Regions from separate parts of the Homo sapiens genome. Here region 1 is linked to region 2. The links are chromatin loops, found by intact Hi-C in ENCODE. Cell type or tissue: PC-3. All regions are shown on one strand. Each heading gives the region's core, and the rest is flanking DNA. Links, peaks and the distances in the headings are about the cores only.

The links. A loop is a pair of places that touch in the nucleus more often than their neighbours do. Peaks named below come from ENCODE experiments on the same cell type or tissue, not always from the same donor. Only the 100,000 strongest peaks of a DNase experiment are listed, where the experiment ranks them.
Region 1: it touches region 2 in a loop (9-fold over the local background); 2 of 110 quality-filtered maps call a loop at or near these places.

The regions. Positions count from the first base shown.
Region 1 is chr13:27,659,547-27,668,722 of GRCh38, forward strand. It overlaps a transcript of POLR1D not described here. Among named protein-coding and RNA genes, the nearest start is that of POLR1D, 42 kb to the left of the region's middle. In PC-3, for the core only: a CTCF peak has its summit at 5,999 (motif pointing right); no DNase peak of the experiment used is centred there.
Region 2 is chr13:27,370,343-27,380,842 of GRCh38, forward strand. LOC105370126 (a long non-coding RNA gene) reads right to left here and starts at 4,442. Exons shown (of 5, transcript XR_941783.4): 1 at 4,243-4,442; 2 at 2,978-3,141; 3 at 1,511-1,595. RefSeq lists an enhancer at 3,357-4,556 and a silencer at 9,477-9,664. In PC-3, for the core only: CTCF peaks have their summits at 4,472 (motif pointing right), 5,583 (motif pointing right) and 5,791; DNase peaks (open chromatin) are centred at 4,029, 4,499 and 5,549; H3K4me3 peaks cover 854 bases; H3K27ac peaks cover 1,703 bases.

The DNA of each region.
Region 1 (9,176 bases), core at 4,589-7,088, 290 kb after region 2:
GCATCACTTCTCTCTGTGGATTATTGTCTGATAACATGCTGAAATGCCAATGCTTACTGCCCCTGCTTCCCACATTCCTTTCATATCCAGTTATGAAAGTGAATGAGAGAGCCCTGAATGTGTTACTGTTAGAGCACATATCTATGTAAATGATTTGCGTTGCTGAGGGAGCTGGAGGCCGAGGATTATAGCCTTGCAAACTGTCTCAGTGTGTTACTATTCACGTATCTGCTTCTGAACTTTGACTTCCCCTACCTTCTGTTCCTCTTGGTAGTCTCCAAAGACAGAGACACATAAACAGATAGCTTGGTATGTATCTTTGCTACAGTGCTTAGCATAATGCGTTGCATATCTCAGGTGTATATATATATATATATATACACACACATACACACACACACATACATATACAGACAAACACATGTCAATGATTTTTTATTACTTTTAGGTACAATGTTGGAGACAGTCATTGAACACCCACTGTGAGCCTCAGGACTGTTGTACACAGTAATTAAGGGTTAACAGCTTACTAATAGGGATTATAACACCATAAAAAGCATTTTTCAGGTGGCCACATGCTGAGGCATTTGATTGCCAAATTATAAACTGTAGCACCATGGGTGGTTTTGGTAGTTGTGGCAGCATTAAACAACAAAATGAGTTGTAATCAACCACAGCATCAAGATAAAAAATATTCCCCTTGTTTCATGCAGAGTTGGGAGAGTTAGGCCTCTGCTTCAGTCTTTCTAGATGCATTATTCCAGACCTACATCCATGAGAGTGCAAAGACACGTACAGAATGGAAGATACGCTATTTGCTAGTATGGGAATGGATTTGTCCATAGAATAAAAGAACGCATTGAAGTGCACTGCATGGAAACTTGCTTCCATGACTCCAAGGTGTCTATTCCCTAACCATAAAAATAATTCTTATTTCCCACTACCTGTTCGACTTCACACATCTCAGAGTCAGGCATGTTTAAGGGACTCTCCACCTTTGTCCTTGGCTGTGTTGGTGACTCTCCTGGGCTCCTGAGTGGCCAGCTGTTCTCAGCAGACCTGTCACTGTGTGTGCATCTGCTGCTTCATGCCTGTCCTGGATGAGGAGCCTTAGCCACAGCGTGCTGACAAGCTTTTCACCTGCGGTTTCTTTCTTGACTGCTCTGTTAATTGGCCATCTGGTTGGACTGCAGTGAGTCTTTCTCTGCTCCACTCTCTCTGCCCCTTTCCAGACTCCCTGCTTCCAGTCTGGCTCCGCATCTTACTAGCTTGGGATGTGGATAGGCGCTGTACCTTTTTTCTTTTCTTTCCTTTCGGATGACGGCTGTGGAGATGAAATGAGGCAACATTGGTAATGGAATAGCACAAGGTAATTGTGTCTTCAACGTACCCTGTTGGCTGGCGATCCTGTGTCACTCTCAGATAGGTCCTATTCAGGAAATATTTTAGAAGCAAAAGGTAGCAGGTCTAAATCTGTGGAAAGTTAGATACTACTACCTCTATCCTTCAGCAAGAGAGACAAAAAAGATGAAAAGCTTATAATTCTAGCCCCAGTGAGTCTTCATCTCTCCAGTGGCAGATTCTTGAGCAGTCAGCCTTTCCCATGGCATGTGGAACCCTTCCATCACAGCCTCTGAGCCCACAGGTTTCAAAGTGAAGGAAATTGCTTTCCTTTTAAAGTTTAACCTGGATAGAATGCCAGATCTCAAATCTGACATTGTGTCATGGGTACTTTCCAAAGCAGATTTAACCAGTCTCATGATATTTAGGGTTTATATCCATTTATGTTGTTAGCACCTTAAATCTGGCTCTTACCATGTGAGCTAGCATAACTTTCTAGAAACAAAAATAAACTAAATATAAAAATAACTAGCCAGGGTGAGAAAGTCGCCCCCCAGGTCAGAGCTAAGACAGGAAATCAGCTGCCCTGTCCTGTGGCCTCCTCCAGTCCTTCCCCCAGCACACCTTTTGGGCATAGACAGTGACAGACAGTGCAGACACAGCAGGCAGCCGTGGCCTATGATCTTATGCTCAATTTCAGGGCTCAGATGGTTACCCTAAAGCTGATACGAGAAAAGCCAGGAATGGTGGAGTGTCTAATGCCAGTTTATCATGTCATCTCAAATACTGTGGAAGATCGGGGGAGGCGGGAAATGGCAGTAAGAAATAATTTCCTAATGTGATGAATGAGAAGAGTGAACTTTTCTAAAGAGTTAATGTACAGAGCATGAGCAGAGGATCCTAAAACTGGAAGGGACTCTAGAGATCACCCACCTACTTCAACCGTTAGTTTTACGTCTGAGGACAGAGGCCTAGAGGGTTTGTGGAACAGTTGGAAATACAAATGATAAGCTCAAAGGTAGTATGTAGTAGCCTCTTGATCCCGGTGGCAATGGAGAATTGAGATAGCCGGGAATCTGAAACTTCTACAAATACAAATCTAACCATGTTAAAAGTACCAAAACTTTTAAATTTTAACCCTTTTTTTGGAAACTTATGTAAAATGTCTCATTAACTTTTAATGATGGCTTACTTTTTTCTTAATCTTTTCTTTCATAGAGATTCTACTCTGTTCTTGATTAACTTATTATCACAGGTGATTTGAGGCTTTGGGATATCTTGAGTTGCCATCTTGCAAAAATTCCGGATGTATTAGCCTATTTGAGAGCTATGTGTACTCTTTCTCATGAAGAGAGAGTAAAATAATATATGTCCACCATCCTTTTTCTAAAACCTTTGTATCCAAATAAGTCTCTAATTTTAGATATTTTTACATTTTAGAAAGGTATTACAGCACAGATAGCATGTACTAGACACCCCCCCCACCACTACTCTGTACTTGTTCAACATGGTATCATTTCTTCAGCAAAACATGAATGTTTATATTAAATGGGATAAAGACTATATAAATAGCCCAAAGTCAGGTCAGATCAAGTTTTGCTGCCAAACAAACTTTGGTGTCATAAAAATAACTTGGTTTTAATAGGTTTTTAAATTTTGGAATTAGGGATAAGAAATTGTGGACCTGTAGGTAACATTTGTTGCAGTTTGCTGTATGCCAGATACCATGCTAAATGCCTTATACATTATCTCATTAAATCCTCACAATAACTTTATAAGGTAGATACGTCTGTTATTCCCATTTTGCAAGTGGGGGAAACGAATGCAAAGAGGAGTTAAGTAACTTGCTTGTGATCACACAGCTAATTAAATAGTAGGCTGTGAACCAAAACTGAAATTAACCAAATGCCTTTATGTGTCAGGCATTGTTCTGAGTACTTTACATGTTCTAATTCATTTGATCTGCATGCAACCCTTTAAGATAGTCGCCATTATTATCCCCACTTAACAGCTAAGAGGCAGCAGGGAGATTACATAACATGCCCAAAGTCCAGTCTGTTAGTGTGATTCCAGAGCATGTGTGCCCAGCCACTGTCTCATGTAGTGTGATTTCTTAGCAATGAAACAACCAACTGTGAGATTCAGCAAAATTAATTTCTACCTTAAAGGCCAGAGAAGCTCTCCCCACTGATTCCCTCAGACATTGGTTTTGATGTTGCCGTCCTTAGACTTGGATCTATTCTGTGCAGATTTTGGAATTTCTTTATATAAAATGATTTACTATATGTACCTTCACATCTGCTTGCAACTACTGTATCTCATTGCCCTGCCCTATTTATTAGTAGAGTGTGAATGAGCACTTGTCATCACTTCTAAAATGTGTACTGGCATGCCTGGGAGATGTCTGACTTTCAAACCCCACCTCCACCCCACCCCAGTAAACCAAGATCTCCTCAGGCCACCCTTGGCTATTTACCTAGAATAGAATCCCAGGCATAACCAACATTAAAAAACTGCATCTCTGATGTTAAAAGAGATGTAAATGCCAGTTTTCTTGTGGAATTATTCTATAAAACCATCTCATTCTCTGGCTAACTCTTTGGGTCACTATGTTGAGTCAGTGGGTTACACTAGCAGTTGGAAGATAGGTGCAGTCCCCTCTGCCTCTTGGCGTGAATGCTGCAGTTAGTAGCAGGGCTTTGCTCACCTCGAGGAAGCATTTGGTTTTAAAGATGATCTGACATTGAAAACAGCAAAATAGAGTGGAATTCACCAGTAGTTACCAAAGGTTTTGTTCTGAGATCCTGGATTACCATCACGTCTGGGAAAAGTACCCTTCCTTGTTGTTTAATGCAGAGAAGAACTGGCCAGTTTACCACCACTGAGATGGCCCACTTCAGTGAAAAGACCCCAGAATTCTTCTGTTGCTGGACATGTTTCACCAGCTACTCCTAGCCCTATATATCCAAGAGACATATGTAGTTCATTTGTCTATAAAAAAGATTTTGCTCTTGTAGTAAGCACCAGGCCACCATTGCCAAAGACAGGCCCTCTAAGCTTTTTACTCTCTGTGATGGAGGGTAGTTTTTCCTGTAGGCTGTCTGTGTTATGCTGTTTTGGAACATGCCAGTGTTTAATACTGTTCTGAATCATTGCTGAGTTTGCAACTGCAGTGGGTCAAGTGTCTTCACCAAAGCAACGCCTGCATTCAGTAGTACCCTGTCAGACCCTGCAGGAGAACTCGGCTTGCCTCTCATCACGTGCCTGTCTTCCCGCACAGGAATGTCCTAATGCCAGCGTGCCCCCAGGAGGTAGAAATGTCTTTACCTTGAGACTACTAAGGCAGCGTAATGCTGGTGTACCTTTTCTGGAAGCTCTGTGAAGCTCTATAGTTCGTACTTGCAGAACTGTTTTTTCTTTGTTTTTGCCTTTCTTCTTTGCCCTTCGTCTCATTCACTGTGGCTTCTAAACTCCAGAGCTGTCACCACCTCTGAATGTTCCCACTATTTCTGTTGCACTCCACTGTCCTTTTCTTAAATTTTCTAATTTTCCACTGTCCTTTTCTAAGTTTCTCCTTGTTCTAGTTCATTCCTTTGTCACTTTTCTGGCCTGACCATTTTTCTCAGATATTTTCTCTGTCCTTGTAGGCTCAAGAGCTACCTATTTGCAGCAGGAGGTATTTTCTTGTTTTTCTTCCTTTTACTTCCAGATTCAGTGCCATTTTGGTTTTCTGAGATGGTCTGACCTCTGTGAGTGAGGCTATGCTAATGCCTGACTGCTTATACTTCACCTGTACAGTACTAGTCCACACAATTCCTATGTGGAGTGTTGTTGGCTTGATTTTGAAGTATTGTTTGGGGTTCTCTGTAAATCAAAGTTTTATAGAAATGTGGCTATTCTACATTCGTTTTTGTTTAATACCAGCCACCCTGAATAACATGATTTTGAGAATCAGCATACTCCTAAAGTAGCCCATCATATGGCAGACACCTCAAGGCTAAGAGAAATATGAACGTTCTCATTTGTATAGGGTCATCTTTTTGAAAATGAAAGATTTATTAACACCTGAAAAAGATAATACATAGTATATAAGTAGATCTAAGCACATTAATTAGCAATTTGATTGGTTGCAGCCTCTCCTAGGTAAACTTGAATCATGAAGGTACTGAAATATATCCTGCACAGAAATTCACCAGGGCAGGAGATTGAGTAAAGTGCTCCTCCACAGAGCATAGCCTGGCATCCTGAAATAGAAGTGTAAGAATTTTTTTAAGTAAAAGATTATTGCATATTTATGGATTCTTTACACAATTTTTTTATTCTATAGTAGATCCTTTAGCTCCTGTATTTAATATACAGCAGAATATACTTTTTAGTTTCCTTGGAAAGGAACAGTTTTCACTGTCTGGTAATAAAACGCAAGATGCAATAAATTTAATCCAAAATAAGTTACAGTAAAATAGGGCACTTACTAGTTTGAAAGAAAATATTAAATGATTCTGTTAGTTCACAGTGTGGTCAATACCTGTACATATGAACTTCAGTAGGAAATTTAGTCCCAGGAAGGAAGAAAGGTTTAAAGTGTTCCAGCCAGTCTTGTCTCAAGAATTCCAATCGTCTTTTTTTTTCCTCCCTGGTACTCAGAGTTTACACTAGGTGGCATGCAAGGAAAGCTAACAAATTCAGAAACTCGATTCTGTGGGAGCAGGATTCTTTGGTACTAATCACGATAGTGGGTCCAGCTTTGGAGTTAACCATTTGATTTGTGATGGTTTTTCTTTTCTCCTCCCCACCCCAGGATGAAGTGTCCTCTTGCTAGCACCAATAAAAGATTTCTAATTAACACAATTAAAAACACATTGCCCTCTCATAAAGAGCAAGACCATGAACAAAAAGAGGGCGATAAGGAACCAGCGAAGAGCCAGGCCCAGAAAGAAGAAAACCCGAAGAAACACAGAAGCCATCCTTACAAGCACAGCTTCCGCGCTCGAGGTTCCGCCAGTTACTCCCCGCCACGAAAGCGGAGCAGCCAGGACAAGTACGAAAAGCGGTCCAACCGGCGGTGAGGCTGGAACCAGGGCCAGCCAGCCCTGCGGGCCTCCGTGCTCCTTCGGGGTGCGGTGTGCGGAGAAGGCCTGAGCTGGCAGGGCAAACACCTGAGAGTGACTTTGACATTAGGTCCTTTGTTGTTTTTAAAGAGGCTGCTGGCCACAGGCAAAAAAAATGACCTAGCAACTCTTGAGGAAACAAGTGCAAAGGAGGATGTCTTGGCAAGTTTAAGCTACTTCTGCAGTGTAGTAGACTTACATATTGTTGTTTATCTTGTTTGGAAGTGTGTTTCAAAATAAACATGTCTAGAATTTAAAGTTTTCAGAGATTGTTAAAACTGGTTCCAATTTTTTGGTCATTTCTCAGAAAAATAAAATACTTATAAATCCTATATTTTACTTTTTGGGGGTATTACATTTAAAATTTAGAAATCATCAGTCCAGTGACCATATTTATGAAAAGCTGTAGCCCTCCAAGGTCTGGGAATTTATCGAGAAGCTCTTTGATAGCTCTGCATTTGTTTTCCCTTAGGTGAACAATGTAGGAAATCCTCAAAGTGGCTTTGAATTTAATGCTCCACTTCAGTTACCAGAGGTTAAAAATGGGTTTTGTTGTTTCCTGTGCATTCTCAAACTCATTTATTAGATAGAACAATCTTTCTATATTTAATTTTTTTAATATATAGGTCTTAAGTGGTGCTTTAAAAAGAACCCTCACAAGTTAAAAATTAAGAGTTGTTTCAGTGCTAGATCTTACCAGCTAAAGACTTGTGATACCACTATATAGTATAGTTGTTCCAGAAATCTTCATTTTAAATAGAAGTGTTTACAATGCCTTTTTTCCCCCAGTATTGGTTTTCAATACCTGTTTTCATATACAATTACAAACCTTTCAAACCTGTATTCCTTCTTTATACTCAGGAAAATGTCACCAAGCACCCTCCTCCCCAGTTCACAAAAGGAAGAAGATGAAGATTCTGTCTCCCTGTTCCCCCTCCCCAGTTTTCCAAAGTGTCTGAGCATATGCCTGGCTGTCCTCAGATCATCACCATGCCACATCCCTGCTCCCTACTTCCTGGCAGCCAAGAAAAGCCCTTTCTACATGCTAGAAGGAAATACATCCAAAAAGTTAGCATTGGAGTGTTAGAAACTAGAATAGACCTCTCCGCCACCGAGCTGCTGTGTCACGCCCTCAGCCTGCTAGGGAGTGACAAGCCCAAGTCATTCTTGATCCACCCCTTCTCCCACCCCAGATCCCAGGGACTCATCCTGTGACTTTGTAACCACACTCATTCCTTTCAAACACAGAGGAGGAATTATTGCTTCATCTGACTTTATTCAAATCTAGTTATGTATTGGCCTAAATTATTTGTGCAAAATTTGAAATGTTTTTTATTTAAATATTAGAAATAGCACAAAGTCATGGAGTTTTTAAAAATTGTTATAATTAAGTAAAAATAAAGCTGAATTGTGTCATTTGTGTATGCATTCTGTATTTATTCATTATTTATTCATTTATTTTGTTTGAGAAGGAGTCTCGCTCTTTTCCCCCAGGCTGTAGTGTGATGGCACGTATCTCGGCCCACTGCAACCTCCGCCTCCTGGGTTCAAGCGATTCTCCTGCCTCAGCCTCCTGAGTAGCTGGGATTGCAGGTGTGCGCCAACATGTGCAGCTCATTTTTGTATTTTTAGTAGAGAGAGGGTTTCGCCACGTTGCCCAGGCTGGTTTCGAACTCCTGAGCTCCGGTGATCTGCCCGCCTCGGCCTGCCAAAGTGCTGGGATTACAGGCGTGGGCCACTGCACCCAGCCTTGCATTCTGTATTTATAACACACAGACAAGTTCATTATCCTTTAAAAGGGAATGACTGAAATGAACACATTTTTGTACTCAAAATTAAGGGAAGCTTTTTAGCCTAACTATACTTACCTTTCTTAAGTTGTGTTAAACGACAGTGGCCTACAAAACCATTTTCCCTTTTAAAAGCACTGTTCTATTTCAGAAAAGTTTATTGGAATCTTTAGGCTTCTATCAAGAGCAGCCATAATTTCCAGTCTAAAAATGTCAAGAGAAAATTATCTATTTTTTATTCCCTATGTATACAGTAGATGTTAGGGGAGGGATTGGTCATGAGATACATTCACCAGCCACCTCCTGTTTCTGTGGTTAACATACTGGCGCTGCCAAGAGCTCCCATCCGCCTGTGTTACTATCTGATCTCCATTGTAACTATATTTAGAGATCACAAAGCCTGGGATAGAGGTTAGAGAAACTGAATCTTAGTCCTGCCTCTGCTTCTGGCTAGCTTCAGGCCTTATCTGGGTCACTTTTCTGGACTGCATTTTTTCATCTGCAAACTAAGATGTTTGGAGTGAGTCTTTAACTTTCAATAGGTAAAGAAAGAAGTGCAAATAGCCCTAAATTTTAGGAACTGCGTTCCATGCTTCCACTAGAAACCATTAAGACTTAAACACAAATGCAACTTGACATAATTTTTTGTTTTATCTCATGTTAGAAAACAGCCTGTAAGAAATATAAGCAAAAAGCTATGGTTCCTAGCCATATCTGGTCACCTATTGGTGGCTAGTCTTTCTGAATCGCCCATTTATGAAGGGGGAGGGACTTAGGGTAGGTCCCTCTGAGTAGGCAGTTTATAAATTTTTATTTGGAAACACATGTTATAAATCTCAGTGGGTTTTACTTTAGGGCTCAGCAGGCTAAGCACTAAAGGACATTTCCTCAGAGCTGATTCTGGAAGATGGCTGTGGAGTTTTGAATTTCCCTGTGG
Region 2 (10,500 bases), core at 3,329-5,828:
GCAACCATCACCACCATCCACCTCCAGAATTTTTTACATCTACCCAAATTGAAACTGCACCCATTAAACAACAACCCCCGCCCCCCTGCCCCTGGTCACCACCGTCCCACTTCCTGTCTGTGAATCTGTTGCTAGATGCCTCACATGAGCAGATTCCCATAGTGTTTGTCATGAACGGAATTGCATAGAGTTTGTTATGAGCAGATTTGCATAGTTTTTTGTCATGAGCAGAATCACATAGTGTTTGTCATGAGCATAATTGCATAGTGTTTGTCATGAGCAGATTCACATAATGTTTATTGTGAGCTGATTTGCATAGCATTTGTCACGAGCCGATTTGCACAGTATTTGTCATGAGCAGAATCGCATCGCATTTGTCATGAGCAGAATCACATCATATTTGTCATGAGTGGATTTGCATAGTGTTTGCTGTGAGCGGAATCACATAGTGTTTGCCGTGAGCGGAATCGCATAGTGTTTGTCATGAATGGATTCGCATAGTATTTGTCATGAGCAGATTTGCATAGTATTTGCCACGAGTGGAATCACATCATATTTTTCATGAATGGATTCGCATAGTGTTTGCTGTGAGTGAAATCGCATAGTATTTGCCGTGAGCAGCATCGCATAGTGTTTGCCGTGAGCGAAATCGCATAGTGTTTGCCGCGAGCGGCATCACATAGTGTTTGTTGTGAATAGATTCACATAGTATTTGTCATGAGTGGAATCACATCGTATTTGTCATGAGTGGAATCGCATAGTGTTTGCTGTGAGTGAAATCGCATAGTGTTTGCTGTGAGTGAAATCGCATAGTGTTTGTCGTGAATGGATTCACATAGTATTTGTCATGAGTAGAATCACACAGTATTTGTCATGAGCGGGTTTGCATAGTATTTGCCATGAGTGGAATTGCATAGTATTTGCCATGAGCAGAATCGTATAGTATTTGTCATGCTGTGACGGTAGCCGTGTTCCTTCTGCTGAGTGTGGGAAGGAGGACTGAGTCCACCTGCAACTGAGGCTCCGACCAGACCAAGCCATCCATGGGGAAGGAATTAATCTGTTTGAAGGTTGCTGCTCTACGTTATCCCAACAGCATCAGCCCAAAAGTCAGCCTCAGGGAATGTGGGCTGTTGCCATGGAGATTCTGCCCAGGGGTCACCTCTGTGGTCCACGGAAAGAAAAGGTTCTGGCGGCAAACCCTTTCCTTAGTCCTGGGGCCTCTAAGTGACCCCTTCAAGTCTGAAAACCCATCCTGCCCTCTCTGAGCCTTGCAGGTGGTGCTCTCTCTGCCCGTACCCTTCACCCTTGCTTGCCTGGCCAGTCCTCCCCACCCAAGAAGGCCTGATTTAGCTGTTGCTTCCTGCAGTAGCATCCTATGAGCTTTGGTGCCACCTCAGTTACCTCCATGGAATTCCTTATGACAAAAAATTGTCCCTTTACTGATCAGTCTCCCCCAGCAGAGCATAGGCTCATTTTGGGCAGGGGCAACTGCTTCTTCACCACTCACCTCTGAGCCTGGCAAGGGCAGACAGCTGTTTCAGGTCAGGCCCCTCACTGGAGTGAGGGCTGGAGGGCGGGCACTCAGGGGGAATCTGCAGGGAGGAGAGGGAAGTTATCCAGGGAAAAGCTAAGCAAAATTGTGGCTTCAGATGAGTCTAACCTGACCTGATTCCCCTGAAGAGTTCTGGTACCTGAATGCACCACAGAGTTGTCCCGCCATGCGTTGGGGGCCAGGTTTTTGCACCTGTATGAGTCAGTCATTGGGTACAACCTTCCAGGCATAGCCAGGTGGTACAATGCCCTTTGCAGAGGGCAGCTCTCTGGGAAGTCGGCAGCTGTGTCTGCAGCCGGCACTCACACACCTGGCGGGGGGGGGGGGGGGGAGGTGGGAACCAAGATCATCTACTACAGCACAGGTGAGTACTTGTTCAATGAATGCTTGTCAATAGTAATGATGAAAACAAAATTAGCTGCTAATGATGAAAACAAAATTAGCTGCTGACGTTCACTCTGTGCCAGCCCCTGTGCTCTTTTGCTTACACCGTTTCATTCAGTCTCTACCACAACCCTATGAGGTAGGTGCCAATTGTATGAGGAAATTGATGTCCCACAGAGCTGAGTGATTTGCCCAAGATGCACAGCTAAAGGCTGGCAATGTCCAGGCTCAAACCTGGATCTCCTTGCCTTGATCCCAGATGATAGGCATGAATGTTAAAGTCCAGGAAGCACTGTAGGGGAAAGGACATTGAGACTTTTTCCCTTCCTCTCTCTCTGAAAACAACTTTTGCTTGTGTTATTTCCTTTCGCCAGCTTACTTCTGTGCGATGTGGGCCTGTGTTAACCTGCGAGGTTGTTAAACTGGTAAAAACATTTAAACAACACCTTGATCAAGCGCCGCCTCCTCCTAAGTAGCCTTCACCTTTCCTTCTGCAAAGCTGTCCCCTTAAATACCAAAGGTGTCAAATGGCTGCAGGTTGACTTCCTCTTGGGTCTCCACAGACAGAGTCATTGACACAGGTAGACTTAGAGTCAATGAGAGAGCAACCCTTACATCCCTGGACTGCTCCTCTATTTCTGCACTTCGGCCCATGGAAACGTCCTGGTCAATACTTCCTTGCTGCTTTATCTTTCAGAGGTCCCAGGCCACCACAGTATTTGTCCTAATTAGAGTCAGTTTGCTTTGCAAACCACACTCAAGCTCTCCTAGACACCGAGCAGCTGCTCCTCTGACGTCCCCACCGGAGCCCTTGTTTGCATTGTATGTTGTCAGCAAACAGACCGCCTTGAACAAGCCACTTGGGAGCGCTCCTCACCCGGGACCGGAGCAGCAGGCACATGGAAAACTCTTCCAGCTTTTCCTTAACAGACGGCTACCTTGCTTCATCATTTCAAAAAATGACAGCAAGAAATAAAGCACTCATACAAACACGTAAAAAGAGGTCATGGAGAGTGGAAAGAACAGTAATATACCCACCAAGGAGCAGCCTCTTAGCCCTTGCTCTCCCAGAACATGTCTTTCTCGGTAGGAAGAAGTTTAGCAGAGGATTATGGAGATGGTCTCAGCAACAAGACTGCCTGGATTTCCATCCTAGTTCCTGCCCCAGGTGGCTTAACCTCTCTGCAGTTCCGTTTCTTCACCTGTAAAATAGGGATAAGAATTCTGTTGGAAGAATTAAATAAGCTAAGAAGTATGGAGTACTTGGAACAAGGTCTGGTACACGATAGACTCTCTCTAAATAGTAGAATTTATTTGTCTTTCTGCTGTCTAAAAGCACTGAGTGATGAGGTTGTTGGCATTGGTGGTGGTGTGTTATTTCCAGAGTAAGGTCCTTCCAGGCAGGACATCAGCAGGGTGAAATGCTTGTCAGTACCTCTACTTCACAGATGTAGCAGAGACTTTGGCTGGAACAGGAAGACAGTTTCTGACGGAGAGAGGCTGAGGAGCGCTAACAGCTGGCTGCCCCAGGCCTCTGGCTCTGCGCTCACTTCTGTTGTATTTATCCCAGTTGAATTTACCCCATCCTTCCCCATCACATCCCAGGGACCATTTCCAGACCAGCAAGACAGTATGTGTCTGTATATCCCACCGTTCCTATATTTGTGCAGCTCAGAGGGTTTCCTCATACATTCTCTTGTTCCATCTTGCAGGTACCAGGTGGATACTTGAGTGCTAAGCTGGTTGTCCTTGGGCCCTTCATGCCAGGCTCCCAGAGGCCCTGCACTCTGAACATCAGGCAATGCCTCTCTATGATACATAGCTTTAATCAGCAGCAAAATAAAATGGGGCTCATTGAATAAGGCTTACAAAGATGATGAGCTCCTGCCTGGGTTTGCACTGCCTGCTGTGCGGACGAGCCGCATCTGTGGACTCCTCCTTAGTCAGACCAAGCTGCCATCTTTACCTTGGCTCCAAAGGTGACCTATGAGCTGCCACACCTACTCTAGGAATGCCCAGCAAAGTCCTGACTTGGCAACAGGGACCAGGGATAGAGACTTTGACACATCTCCGGTGACTCTTCTGGAAAGGAGTGGAAGATCTGCCGGTGAGCAATAGAAGCGTCACACCCCGGTTCCCAAACCCAGCCCTAGACATTCTGGTGCCAAGAGGTGTCACTTCCTGGCAAAGGTGAAGGGAGGGTCAGTTTCTCCCTGCTGTTCCTGATTCCATCAGCTCTTGACCCACAGAGCAAACATGTGCCCAGCCTCTGCAGCGACAACCAGGTGTTCTCCTGGACTCACCCTGGCCCAGATCCGCTCGGTGGAGTTGGCATCTGCTGTGAGCCTCCCATTTGATTTGACGGTTTCCATTTAGTAGGTATTTGTAGATGCAGCCAGTCCTTTGAAGAATTATTATGCTCATAAAGTGCAGAGAAAATGGTATAGCCCTGCCTACTTCTCAGTTTTCTGAGGCTCAGGAATCAGCACGTTGTTTTCCTGATTTCGCTCTAGGCTTTCTTCACTCCCGTAATGAGCAGTAGGGGTCACTGTGTAGCCACAGAACGCCTCCACGAGGCTCCAGAAATCTAACTCCACCTACCTCTGGGCTGGACCAGAACACTTGGATGAAACGGCCACGTCACCACATCTTCACAAAGTCAGGGGACACATTTAGCAGGATCTTTTCTGATTGAAATGATCAATGGCTATTTCTATGTTGCTGAAGTGAAAATGAATATAGTGGTTTGGGTTGGAATCACTATGTTGATATAATACATATATAGTGATATAAATGACTATATTGATATAAATGATATTGCCACCAACTCGTTATGCTCCTGAATTTCCTCAATTAGTTTGAAAATTGGTCCATTTTCCCCAAATAAGCTTAGAATACAGTTTTGTTTTGTTTTAGACAGAGTCTTGCTCTGTTGCACAAGCTGGAGTGCAGTGGTGCAATCTTGGCTCACTGCAACCTCTGCCTCCCGGGTTCAAGCGATTCTCCTGCCTCAGCCTCCCAAGTAGCTGGGATTATAGGCATATGCCACCACATCCGGCTAATTTTTATTTTTCGGAGAGATGGAGTTTCACCATGTTGGCCAGCCTGGATACGAACAGAATATACAGTTTTAATTGCATGTGTGTATATGTTTAGATACTGATAAGCAAACATTGTGTTAAAAACCAAGTATCGCATTATTCTGTTTTTTAAGACCTAGATTTATGGAAGATAAACATTAGAAAACAATATTCAGCAGTCTTGTTTCTAGTTTTAACATTGACCTAATGTGAAACAGAAGAAAATTTGGGATCAATAATAACACCACTTTGGTACCAACCACAGAACAAAAAAAGTTGAAAAAAAAAAAACAACCCACACCCTCAAAAGATAACAATGTAGTATGTACGAAAAAAGTGAGTAGAAATAAAATAAAATCAGATACTATGTGGGAAAGGGCTTTGTTGTCCATACATTGCCATAGTTGGCCCAGGCAAGGATAGTGGCAATTGAAACACTTTCTAAGATGCACAGCCCTGCAAGTCAGCTTTTGGCTGATTTCCTGGGTATTTAACTTGGAATTGGACAACGGCCCTGGCTGCTCCTCACAACCCCTACCACCTCTGTCCACCAGGGGGCTTCACTCTTTTCCGCTTGGATTCTCTTTACATCCTCCACCGGTCCCCAACTCCACTCACCCATCCCCCAGTAGATTCCCTCCACTCTCCCCATTTCCCTTCTTGTTTCCCACCTGGTCTACGATCTAGCCATTAAGGCTTCGGGGAGAAACATAGGAAAATCAGCACAGCCCACCAACTCCACTGCCTTGAAACTGCTTCTGCGTCTGTCGGCCCGCCTGCTTTCCACAGTACGGCAAATCCTGGGCGTTCAACAAATATTGTGGACCACCACTACACTAGAACCACCAAAGAAATATGATCAAGGCTGCACAAAGTAGTGCACTGAGGATCCACTGCTAATGAATTTGGAAAAATTAAAAGTCACAGGCCGGGCGCGGTGGCTCAAGGCTGGGCGCAGTGGCTCACGCCTATAGTCCCAGCACTTTGGGAGGCTGAAGCGGGTGGATCATGAGGTCAGGAGTTCGAGACCAGCCTGGGTAATTTGGTGAAACCCTGTCTCTACTAAAAATACAAAAATTAGCTGAGCGTGGTGGCACGTGCCTGTAGTCCCAGCTGCTTGGGAGGCTGAGGCAGGAGAATTGCTTGAACCCGGGAGATCGCAGTGAGCTGAGATGGAGCCACTGCGCTCCAGCCTGGTTGACAGAGCATGACTCTGTCTCAAAAAACAAAACAAACAAACAAAAAAACCACACACATTTAAACCGTTTTCTAGTGTCCAGTTCTGTAGTATTAGGTAGATTCCCACTGTTGTGCGACCATCACTACTAACCATTTCCAGGTCTCTGTTCACCCTGTGGAATGGAAACTCTGTAGCCATGGAACAACTCCCCATTCTGCAGTCCCTGGCAACCACCATTCTACTTTCTGTCCCTATGAATGTAACTACTCTAAGTCTTAAATGAGCCAAACTCATTAGCAGTCAATCCTCAATGCACTGCTTCATGCAGCTTTGATCATATTTCTTTGGTGGCCCCAGTGTAGTGGCGGTCCACAATATTTGTTGAATGCCCGGGATTTGCCACGCTGTGCCCGGCAGTCAGGTTGACAGATGCAGAAGCAGTTTCAATGCAGTGGAGTTGGTGGGCTATGCTGATTTTGCTGTGTTTCTCCCCAAAGCCTTACTACCTCGTGCGAGTGGACAAATACAGTATTTGTCCTTTTCTGACTGGCTTGCGTCACTTAATATCTTCAAGGTTCTTCATATTGTAGCACGTATCGGAATTTCCATCCTTTTTCAGGCTGAATAATGTTCCATTGTATGGACATTCCACATGTTGTTTATTCATTCATCCATTGATGGACACTTAAGTGGCTTTCACCTATTCACTGTTGTGAATAATGCTGCCATACACACATGGGTGTACAAACATCTATTTGAGTCTGTGCTTTCAGTTGAGTGTATACCTCAAAGTGGAATTGCTGGATCACATGGTAATTTTAAGTTTAATTTTTTTGAAGAATCATCATACCATTTTCCACAGTGGCTAAACCATTTTACATTCACACCAGGAATGTACAAGTGTTCCCATTTTAACAGCTCCTCAGCAACACTTGTTATTTTCTGTCTTTTGATAATAGCCATTCTAATGGGTGAAGTAGTTCCTTCATTTTTTGACTTCATACTTTTCTATTTCCTCTTTGCATGTCAACGGTTTTGTAATATCTTCTATAGAGTGTCAATTCAGTATTTCTTCTAGCACAGTGGTTGGGATTTATAAATATGTGACTTCACACAGCCATATTCACCATATATAGCACTACTATAGACTTCTGTCCTACAAACTCAGAAATCCTGATAAACACTTGACTTTGACTGTCATAAAAAATAAAAATAGTCCAGGCATGGTAACTCACACCTGTAATCCCAGCACTTTGGAAGGCTTAGGTGAGAGGATCACTTGAGCCTGGGAGTTTAAAACCAGCCTGGGCAACATAGTGAGACCTTGTTTCTACAAAAAAATTTAAAAATTAGCTGGGCATGGTGGCCCGTGCCTGTAGTCCCAGCTACTCAGCAGGCTGAGGCTGGAGCCCAGGAGGTCAAGGCTGCAATGGGCTGTGATCAAGACACTGCACTCCAGCCTGGGCAACAGAGTGAGACTGTGTCTCAAAGAAAAAAATGATTAAATAAATAAATAAATAAAAATACAATGCATTGGATTTATAATCATTGCGTTATTGAGTATATCCCTGAGGGAGAAACCTTCTGTTTAGACCCAGTGTCATTGAAGACTGGCTTCTCCACTAAAAATGTTACGCCTGTGATTAGAAGAGTGTTGTACCTTGGGCCTTGATGCTGGGAACACTGTGCAGGGGAAGCAAGCACATTCTGGAACCCATTCTTATAGCAGAACAGCTGGCAACAACTGTGCACAGAAGTGACTGCGAGCCACACAGATACGTCTCACTAACCCAAATTAAGTGTATCCCTATTCAACTTTCTCTTAGCAGGATCCCAAAAATGCCTGTGCCCATTCCAATGCCACCCAATACTAGGGGCATTGTGTGTGTTCTTTTTCTTACTGATCTGTGGCTGTTCTTTATATATTACGAATATAAGTCCTTATCATTTTTATGTATTACAAATATAGTGTTGAACTGTGTGGCTTGCCTTTTCACTCTTTTTTTTTTTTTGACAGAGTTTTGCTCTTGTTGCCCAGGCTGGAGTGCAATGGCACAATCTTGGCTCACTGCAACCTCCACCTCCTGGGTTCAAGCAATTCTCCCGTCTCAGCCTCCCTAGTAGCTGGGATTACAGGCGCCCGCCACCATACCCAGCTAATTTTTTTGTATTTTTAGTAGAGACAGGGTTTCACCATGTTGGCCAGGCTGGTCTTGAACTCCTGACCTCAGGTAATCCACTCTCCTCGGCCTCCCAAAGTGTTGGGATTATAGGTGTGAGCCACTGCGCTTGGCCTGCCTTTTCACTCTCTTAATTGTGTTTTTGATGAACAAAAGTTCCTAATGTTAATATAGTTCAACTTATCTGTTTTTTTTTGTTTTTTTTTTTTATGGTTAGGGATTTCAGTGTCCTGTTTAGGAAGAGTTTTCTCTCACCTCAAGACCAGGAAGATATTTTCCTATTTTCTTCTAGAAACTTTATTCGTTTACCTTTCACATTTAGATGACCAATCCATCTGCAACTGATTTTTGTATATGGTATGAGATGGGGCCAAAATTTATTTTAAAAAAAGAAATACCAATAGCCAATTTCCCTAATACCAATTATGAAGACCATTTTTTCCTCTGTCCTCTGAGCTTCAAGTTTTGTCATAAATCCAGTTTTGTCTATGTATGTGTGGATTTATTTCTGGACTCTTTGGGTTTTTTGTTTGTTTTTTGAGACAGAATCTGGCTGCACACCCGGGCTGGAATGCAGTAGTGTGATCATGGCGCACTGCAGCCTTGACCTGTGCTCAAGCAATTCTCCCATCTCAGCCTCCCAAATAGCTAGGACTACAGGCACATGCCACTACGCCTGCATTTATTTATTTTTTATTTATTTATTTATTTTTTGTAAAGACAGGATTTCACCATATTGCCCAGGCTGATCTTGAATTCCTAGGCTCAAATGATCTTCCTGCCTCAGCGTCCCAAAGTGCTGGGATTACAGGCATGAGCCACTGTGCCTGGCCTGTTATTTTTCTATCCTTGCATCAATACCTCTTGGTCTTAATTACTGTATGTTTATAATAAGTCTTGGTTTCCAGTAATGTAGAAACTTCAATTGTAATCTTCTTGATGAATGTCTTACCTATTCTCGGGCTTTTGTATTTCCATATAAATTTTGGAAACAGATTGTTGATTTCTAAAAAAAGAAAAAAAGCGTTCTGGCATTTTTATTTGGATTATATTGAATCTATAGCTCAGTTTGGAAAATAAGTAATTTAACTTTTCTAAGTCCTTTTTCTCTTCTGAAAAAAAAAAGAAAAAATGGTGACTGAGCAATTTTTAAACTGGAAAAAATCACTACAGAAATGCTGGATTTTTATTATAAAATGAGAAGGAACACAGGCAAGGACTGGGGCAAGGTCAGCCTACAGTGGATTTCCAGAAGGTTGGAGTGACTCTGGAATCTGGTTGCCCTCAGGCGGCACTGGCCCAGGTTGCTGGAGCACGGGCTGTTCGGCTGCCGCTGGTTAGGAGTCAGGCTGGCTTCTAACTCAGAGGCTTGAGTCCAGGAAGAAGAGGCCGTGGGGTTTTCCTGCACCGTTGTTCCCATCCCATCCCCAGGGGGGCGCCACATTCCTTCTGATGATTGTGTGTTTGCCTTCCTGCATCTTTTTCTTTGTAGACTGGAAACTGCAGAGCAATCACATTACCTTTATTTTTCAAATGTGTCCACCGTGTGTCAGGCCCAGCTCTGGGTGGATTCACCTCCCCACTTGTTCTGTACAGAATGGCACACTTGGAGAGAGGACCAGATGTGCCAATGGGGAAAGGGCATCAAGACAGTCCCTCGTGACCCCCCACTGTCTCTAGGGTCCCCCTTCTGTTCCTTGGAGCACGTCCTGAGCCAACCTAAGGCCATTTGTGTGTTCATGTGACCAGGGCATAAAGGGGACACAACCTTCTTTCTCTGGAGTCAGCCTGTTTAGCAAACGCGAGGGTCTGACACCTCCTCTCTCCACACTCCCAGCCTCAGCCTGCCAGTTCCAGTGGTTTCTTTCAAAGCTTTCACTGCAGTCCCCTGAACAAATACTTTTTTCCCAAGAGGCGTTCCCCAGGCTGAAACAAGGGGAAGTAAATGTGACCCCACTGCATTGCCTCCCACAAGTCATTCTGCCTCCTTCATCCTGTCCTGGTCTTTGTCCTGTCCTGGTCTTCAGGGAGCCCCTGGGAGGGAGACCTGTGTCTGCAGCGGCCAGTGTCTAGCAGAGGTGGTGCCTCTATCCAAAGCCATGGCCCACTCTCCTGAGTGCG